2 separate regions of the Mus musculus genome follow, and region 1 is linked to region 2. A link is a contact called in ENCODE POLR2A ChIA-PET data. All regions are on one chromosome and are shown on one strand. The core of a region is the stretch at or near the end of the contact, and the rest is flanking DNA. Distances in the headings are between cores, read along the strand shown.

Region 1 (3,976 bases), core at 1,458-3,957, 230 kb after region 2:
GAAGAGGATTTGGTGCCTGACTCCATCTGTTCTTGCTCCTGCTTCAAAGATTCATCTTTTTTTTAAAAAGATTTATTTATTTTTATTATATAGAAGTACAGTGTAGCTGTCTTCAGACACTCCAGAGGAGGGAGTCAGATCTCATTACGGATGGTTGTGAGCCACCATGTGGTTGCTGGGATTTGAACTCAGAACCTTCGGAAGAGCAGTCAGTGCTCTTAACCGCTAAGCCATCTCTCCAGCCCCCAGCAAGCACTTTTAAACCACTGAGCTATCTCTCCAACCCTTCAAAATTTGTTTGTTTCTCTTCTCCTTCTCCTTCTCCTTCTCCTTCTCCTTCTTCTTCTTCCTCTTCCTCTTCCTCCTCTTCCTCCTTCTCCTCCTCTTCCTCTTCTTCTTCCTCCTCCTCCTCCTCCTCTTCTTCTTCCTCCCCCTCTTCTTCCTCCTCTTCCTCTTCAGTCAGGGTCTCACTATGTAGCCTTGGCTACTATACAGACTGGGCTGGCCTAGAACTCACTGAGATTCACATGCTCCTGCCTTCCCAGTCCTGGGATTAAAGGTGTACATCACCACACCTGTCAAAATCTCAGCTTTGGGCTGGAGAGATGGCTCAGTGGTCAAGAGTACTGACAGACTGCTCCTCTGAAAGGTCCTGAGTTCAACTCCCAGCAACCACATGGTGGCTCACAACCATCTGTAATGAGATCTGATGCCCTCTTCTGGTGTGTCTGAAGTCAGCTACAGTGTACTCGTATACATAAAATAACTAAATAATATTAAATAGGGCTGGAGAGATGGCTCAGTGGTTAAGAACACCGACTTCTCTTCCGAAGGTCCTGAGTTCAAACCCCAGCAACCACATGGTGCCTCACGACCATCCTTAATGAGATCTGACGCCCTCTTCTGGTGTGTCTGAAGACAGCTACAGTGTACTTAGATATAATAATAATAAAAAAATCTTTAAAAAAATAATATTAAGTGAAAACCTCATCTTTTCACCCAGAGCTGTTCCTCAGCTGGTCCCTTTGCTTTGTCATCTGTCTGTGCAGGGGTGAACCTGAGCCATCTGGGTGTTTGTTCAGGCATCTGGGTGTTGTCCTAAGAGCAGGCGGGGCCCAGATATGTGGAGTTTGAAAATAAAACAAAACAAAACAAAAAACTTCAGGAGACTGCCAGTCTCCTACCACTGACCTAACATTAACAGGCTCTGTAACTACACACTGGTAACTCACAAGCCCCAAGTGTCTGTGTTCACAGTCTTGTATGCGAAATTGTTCCTCTTTACTCTGTACTTACCAGGATCTGTCTGTAGCTGGCCATAGTGACCATTCAGACAGCATCCAGCTCTGTCCTGTTAAAGCCATTTATAATTGCATGTCTTTATTCAGTAACTCACACTGGCTGAAAAGGATCAGTAACTGGAGGCTGGAGAGATGGCTCAATTGGTAAGCCCAGTGTATTGTTCTTGCAGAGAACTAGGGTTCAATTCCCAGCACCCACAGAATTCCTCTCAGTTGTAACTCCAGTTCCAGGCGATCAGAGGTCGCCCTCTTCTGGCCTATATAGGCACTACTTGCACCTTTTACCAAAAAAGTTCACTTTGGCCTTTATTTTTTTCCCCTGATATTCAAATAATAATTATTTACTAATTTAGAATTTGGATGTAGCTGGGCAGAGTTTCACATGCTTGTATATAATTCCAACACTTCGCCGGGCAGTGGTGGTGCACGCCTTTAATCCCAGCTCTTGGGAGGCAGAGGCAGGCAGATTTCTGAGTTCGAGGCCAGTCTGGTCAACAAAGTGAGTTCCAGGACAGCCAGGGCTACACAGAGAAACCCTGTCTCGAAAAAGAAAGAAAGAAAGAGAGAGAGAGAGAGAGAGAGAGAGAGAGAGAGAAACCCAAAAAACCAAACCAACCAACCAAACAAACAAAAAAAACCCCAATAATTCCAGCACTTCAGGCGATTGGAGGCAGGAGGATCAAGAATTCAAGATCAGCGGGCAGTGCGGTGGTGACACCTGGCTTTAATCCCAACAGAGGGCAGGAGTTCCAGGACAGCCTGGGCTACACAAAAAAAAAATCGCCTCAGAAAATAACAAAACAAAACAAAAAAAACCAAAAACCAACCCAACCAACCAAAACCCCAAACCAAACCAAACTAAAAAACAAACATACAAAACCTGCTAGTCTCCAAAGCATAGATCCTTTAGGAACCCTGTCTCAAAAAAAAAAAAAAAAAAAAAAAAAAAAAAAAAAAATCCAAAACCAAGAAACCAAACCAAACCATGCATAAATAAGGGTTGTAGATGTGCGTGTGCGTGCATGCGTGTGTGCCTGTTGGTGTGAGAGTATGTGTAGCGCAGGAGTTTGGTAATCAGGTGTGACATCCCAGTGACAACAACGCTGAGGACCAGCGTGTGGCAGAGACTCTCTAAGCAGCTGCTTCCCAGAAAGCCCCAGGTGTCCACTAACTCCACCGCCTTTTTAGTGTCCGTGTGTCTGTCTAATCCTAGTGACCAATCGGAGGAGAGAAGAGGACATTCCACACTGCAACCACACTTAGGGGGCGGTGCGAAAAGCGAGGGAGGCGGAGTCTGCGTGATCACGTAGCTCACCCCATTGGCCAAGGGCCTCGCCGATGCGGAGCGATATGGAGACGCTCATTGGTCAGAGCTGTGTTGGCCGGCCCGAGGCCACGCCTTCCCCATCCAGCGGCGTGGTTTGGTTGTATTGCCGCCTGGAAAGGAGACGCTGCCCTTCCCCAGCGATGGGATCCCTGGTGAGTGACGGCCACTGCGCGGGCGACCAGATCAGCAGGGCTAGAAGCGAGGCTTGCGGAGCATGGAACCCGGCCCACGCCGGGGTCTGCGATCCAGCCAGCCCGCGAAGGTGTCCAAGGTGGGATGAGTGGATCCCCTGGACCAGGCGGCTCGAGAGGATGCGTGGCTCCGTGGGTGGAACGAGAAAGGAGCTGGGTCAGAGAGGAGACTCCCGGGCCTGGAACGCTGCGAGCATCTAAAAGTATGGTCGCGGGCACCTCCCCCCCCAGGTGTGCCGGCTGTGGGCAGCGCTGTATGTGGACAGCGGTCAAGGATGTCCTAGGGAGGTCGGGGCCAAAGCAGGAAGGTCCCTGCCCAGGCTCCGCAAGGAGCAGATACTGAAGCTTGGAATATTGTTGATGTTCACTGTGGGGTTGCCCAATGCCCGGCTGCGTGGGATCCCACAGAGATGTGCAGGGGTGGGACAAACAGGACATGAGGCAGAGTGAGCTGTAGTACTGCCTGGTTCTGATAACACAGCCAGGTCAAAGTGGGACGAGAGAATGCTCAGGCCAATTAGTAGGGTTGGCTTGCACAAAAGAGGAGGGCCTGGATTGGAAAGCCGGGATATCAGGCCTAAGGTGCCAGGGTGGAGGAGCAGATAACCTACCTGCTCAAGAATGTGGAGCAGGATTGGTGGCCAGCATTAGAATAGAGAGACAGGTAGGATATGATGATGAGCTTGGACCCTTCCTTCCTCTTGGGCACAGACAAGGCTAACTGGACTCACCTGCAAACAGATGCCAGGCCTCCCCTTCCCTCTCTCCTCCTGCCTGGATCCTAGAATAGGCTCACCTCTAATACCAGGTGGCCTTCCCAGACGTTCAAGGCCCTCAGGTTTGATACAAGCAAGCAGCAGGCAATGGCTAGGGTGCTCGGCCCAGCCTCGGTCCTCATCTCTCAAAGCCTCAGTATTCCTATCCTTGCGTGCTCTGAGAAGGACTCCACTGAGGCCTCACAGAGAGCTAGTGCGCTGGCTTGTTGAAATGCTCTGAGAAGTATATCTCCTGCTATTTGATGTCCTTGTCTCTCACTCAGTGCCCTGCCAGGCTGGAGGCACATCATAGCCCACTTAACCTCTAGGCAAAAATGTACCCTGCCCTTGACAGTGTGGCAATTTCTTTAGCCCTTGAACCTCACTCTGCCTGCCAGCCCT
Region 2 (4,070 bases), core at 594-3,093:
AAGAGCAAACTTGAAAAGGTGAACAGAGTTGGTGGTGAGTCCAGACCGCACTGAGAGTAGTGAGTTTGGGTTTCAAATTAACAAAGGGTGGTTGTGGTAGTTTGAATAGGAATGTCCCACAGACTCATGTGTTTGAATGCTTGGCCACAGGAGATGACACTGTTAGGAGATGTGGCCTTATTGAAGGAAGTATGTCACTCTGCAAATACTTTTTTTTTTTTTTTTTTTTTTTTTTTTTGGTTTTTTCGAGACAGGGTTTCTCTATGTAGCCCTGGCTGTCCTGGAACTCACTTTGTAGACCAGGCTGGCCTTGAACTCAGAAATCTGCCTGCCTCTGCCTCCCGAGTTCTGGGATTAAAGGCCTGTGCCACCACGTTGGGCTTTTTTTTTTTTTAAGATTTAATTAGTTATTTTATGTATATGAGTACACTGTAGCTGTCTTCAGATAGACCAGAAGAAGGCATCAGATCTCATTACAGATGGTTGTGAGACACCATGTGGTTGCTGGGAATTGAACTCAGTACCTTTGGAAGAGCAGTAGTGCTCGTAACCACTGAACCATCTCTCCAGCCCCCAGCTCTCTTTTTTAAATTAAAAAAAACATTGTGTGTGTGTGGGAGGGGTACTGAAGAAATAGTTCAGAAGTTAAGAGCTCTAGTTACTCTTTCTGAGGGTCTAGTTCATTTCCCAGCTCACAACTATCTACAACTCCAGTTCCACAGGAATCCAACACTCTTCTGACCTCCAGGCAGGTAAGTGGTGCACAGACATACATGCAGGCAAAGCACCCATACACATAATTTACAGAAGAAATTGTGTGCCTGTGTGTGCAAATATGTGTAGCAATAACGTGTGTATAGGGGCCCTGACCTAAAGGCCATTTGCTTTCCTTGATGGCTCTCCCCTTTATTCACTGAAGGTAGTCCAGCGAGTCTGTTTGCCGTCTAAACCTTGCACATTCCCGCCCCTCTTGGCAGCTCTTTCATGAATTCTGTGGATCCAAACGCCAGAGCTCACGCTCACGTGAGTGCTTTATTCCCTGGAGCATCAACAGCGAATTCACTTCTAGCAGAGTGAACTTCTTGAACCTTCAACTTCTGATCTTCCTGCTTCCACCTCTCAAATGCTGGCATTACTGGCATGTTTCCCCAAATCCAGCTACAAGGAGTGCTGAACCTGAAACCTGGTTTCGTGCATGCTAGCCAATGATTTTCATAGTTGCTCTTTTAAGTTCACACTCACAACTGAGTTTACCAACTGAGTTACACCCTTAGCTCCTGTTTTTCATTTTCTATTGCTTTAAAATTGTGCAATTACAGAAATTCTACTTGGGGATGGGAGTGCGGGGGAGGGGAGGAGTTTCAAGACAGAGTTTCTCTGTGTGGCTCTTCCTGTCCTGGAACTCTGTAGGTCAGTTCAAAGATCCTCCTGCTTCTAGCTGGGATTAAAGGCGTGAGCTACCACCGCCAGGCTTGCCAGAATTCTAGTTTATGAACTTCCAAAGTCAAGGAAACCTTGAGCTGTACTCCTCCGGCTCCTCCGAGAGGTATTTACTGAGCAACAGGGTCATTTCCATAAGGAAGGACTCGACATTGAATGAGACCACACCGGAGACTAAGTCTAGTTCAAACAACTAGTTCAATCAACCAAACAACTGTACCGCAGTTAATGACAGGGAGTGAGAGAGATAGACAAGTGTATTCAGTAATCAGAAACTGAGGGCGGGAGACTCATAGCCAGCGGGATCACTGACAGTCACGCCGTCCTGACGCTCAACTGACGGTTTGCCTAGCCTTAAAGAAGTCCCCGTCACGTGACCCTTGGGCGGACCCAGCGCGGCCCCGCCCCCGCGGAACGCGCACGCTCCAAGTTCTGCTTCCTGCCGGAGGCTTTTGCCCAGCGCCCCGTGTCCCCGGAGGGAGGGGGGCGGTGGCGGTGGCGGCAGCTGGGGCTGCAGAAGCAGCTCGGGAGTCCGGAAGTCAACACCATGTCGAGTCTGCACAAGAGCCGGTAAGGAGACCTGAGGTCAAGACTGCACCCAGACCGCTCCGTCCAGGCCGGGCCTTCGCACAGAGAGAGCTGCTCAGCGCATGTGCGGCCAAGAACAGCCCCCTCCCCCGGCGGCGAGCCCCCTTACGGTCTCATTGCCTGTGTGGCAGAGGCGAGAAGCAGAGATGCTTCTCTTACCTCAGTGTCACCTTTCTTTCTCTCTCACTCGGGACCCCTTTCCCTAGTGTCTCCCTTGTCCAGCCCCCTATTACCCTCCCCGCTTCCTCGCTCTAGGATTCGCACCTTCCCCCGCCCCCAAATGCCCCTGTCCCTGTGCTCCATGCTCATGAGAAACACCAGGGGATCCAGGTTCTCCAATCTGGCCTCTTAAATCCACCTCCTACCCCCACCCCAGGCACATCTTGCAACGCCCGCTAAATTCTGGTCACTCCAGGACTAATTTTTAGTCTTTTGTCTTTGCCTGAGGGCAGGCCCGAGAAGTCTGTGCCCCCTCCCCTTTACCCAGCCAAGAGCTTCGGGAGCCATGGGGAGATTGTACAAGTCTGTTGTCTGTGGATCCAATTACTCCTGGTTGCAGGAAGCTTGGTTGTGTGAATTCGGGTAGTGGTGTGCTGTGGGCTGGGCTTGGCCGCAGCAAGTGCCCAGGAAATGCCAGCTCGCTAACAGTGGACAGTGCTTAATGTTAAGTTCTCACTTCAAACCCTTTGGATTAGAATACCTCTCATGGCTTTTCGTTGACATGGCAGATCTTAGAGGAAGAAACTTGTATTGTCCACTTCCCTAAGCTGGTAGTTGGAGACCGTTGGGAGTGAAAGATCTTTGGGCTGGCTGCAAGAGTGGTCATTAAGCCTGTTACCTTGGCGTTTCCTTTTCTGCCCTTGAAGGATTGCAGATTTCCAGGATGTCCTGAAGGAGCCCTCCATTGTGTTGGAAAAGCTTCGAGAACTCAGTTTTAGTGGTAAGATGCACTTTTACTCAGGGTTTCCCTGGAAACCTGCCTGCCGGCAGAAAGCTGGCCCTTAGCTGGGGGGGGGGGGTGATCCCCCAAATCCCTTGAAGTGGCCTGAAGACTGCACCGGTGGTAACCCTTTGTGCCTAGGGAAGGCCTCTCAGCATTTCTCAGCTCGTTTCTTGAGTTAAGGAAGTTGCAGGGTGGTTCCCGGGTTCTCTACTTGGCTGTGGATCAGAGCTGAGAGTGACCTTTGGTTAGTGTTAAAACTCAAGCCGTAGAGCACCAATTTTAAGGAATTGAACTTCCACCACATTTGACTTTGCCCCCCACATGGTTAATGTTCCAGCACAGCAATAGCTGGATTTTTACCCCGTCTGTAAAAACATCCCAAGATGTTTGTAGAGCTCCTGTGGTACTGCCTAGTAACTTTTCAAAGAAAGAATTTAAGTCGCCTGTGTCGTGCAGATTGGGGTGGGGTGGGGTGGTTAATTGGCTCATTGTCAGGGAAGCCACCCTCAGAGCCATTCTTCTGAACTCCTGACAGCATTGCAGAAGTTGGCCTTCCCATTCTGGAGTGGTGTGGAGGCCCCAGAGGGGAAGCTGCCTGTGCTGATTGTGCAGAGCTCGGACTGCACATCACACCTGTCTTAATCCTGGTTGCTCTGTCTACAGATCCGTGTCTTTATCTGTAAGTGAGGACGATGCAGCTAATCCTCCATCCTTACTGGAGCTAAACTGGGAATTGAATGAAATGGTGGTTGTCTGGCACAGAGCCCTCAACAGGACCAATGTGGGGAAGCCACAGAGCCATTGCTTATGTCTAGCACAGGACACAGACACAGGGGCATCAACAAATAGATAAGCTTTTGCCTGCCTGAGAACTTAAAGTCATACTCAGGTCTTTATGTAATTCCAGTTTCTATGGGTGCTATGGAGAAACCAGAGAGCCATTGTTTATAAGCAGCACCGCGACATTAATGCCTGCCCAGCATAGTGATTCACACCTTTAATCCTAGAGCAAGAGGTAAAGGCAGGTGAATCTTTGTGAGTTCAAGGCCAGCCTGGTGGTCTACATAGTGAGTTCTAGCTCAGGCAGGGCTACATAGTG

What was found. ChIA-PET counts read pairs that join two places held with the same protein, here RNA polymerase II (POLR2A).
Region 1: POLR2A ChIA-PET joins it to region 2 with 11 read pairs in embryonic stem cell. The contact joins the promoter of Miga2 here to the promoter of Tbc1d13 in region 2. POLR2A ChIA-PET finds 5 or more read pairs at or near these places in 2 of 5 experiments (Patski and embryonic stem cell).

Annotation. Positions count from the first base shown.
Region 1 is chr2:30,361,526-30,365,501 of GRCm38, forward strand. Miga2 (mitoguardin 2) reads left to right here and starts at 2,708. Exons shown (of 16, transcript NM_001242407.1): 1 at 2,708-2,780.
Region 2 is chr2:30,131,903-30,135,972 of GRCm38, forward strand. Tbc1d13 (TBC1 domain family, member 13) reads left to right here and starts at 1,844. Exons shown (of 12, transcript NM_146252.3): 1 at 1,844-2,010; 2 at 2,895-2,968. The coding sequence starts at 1,988.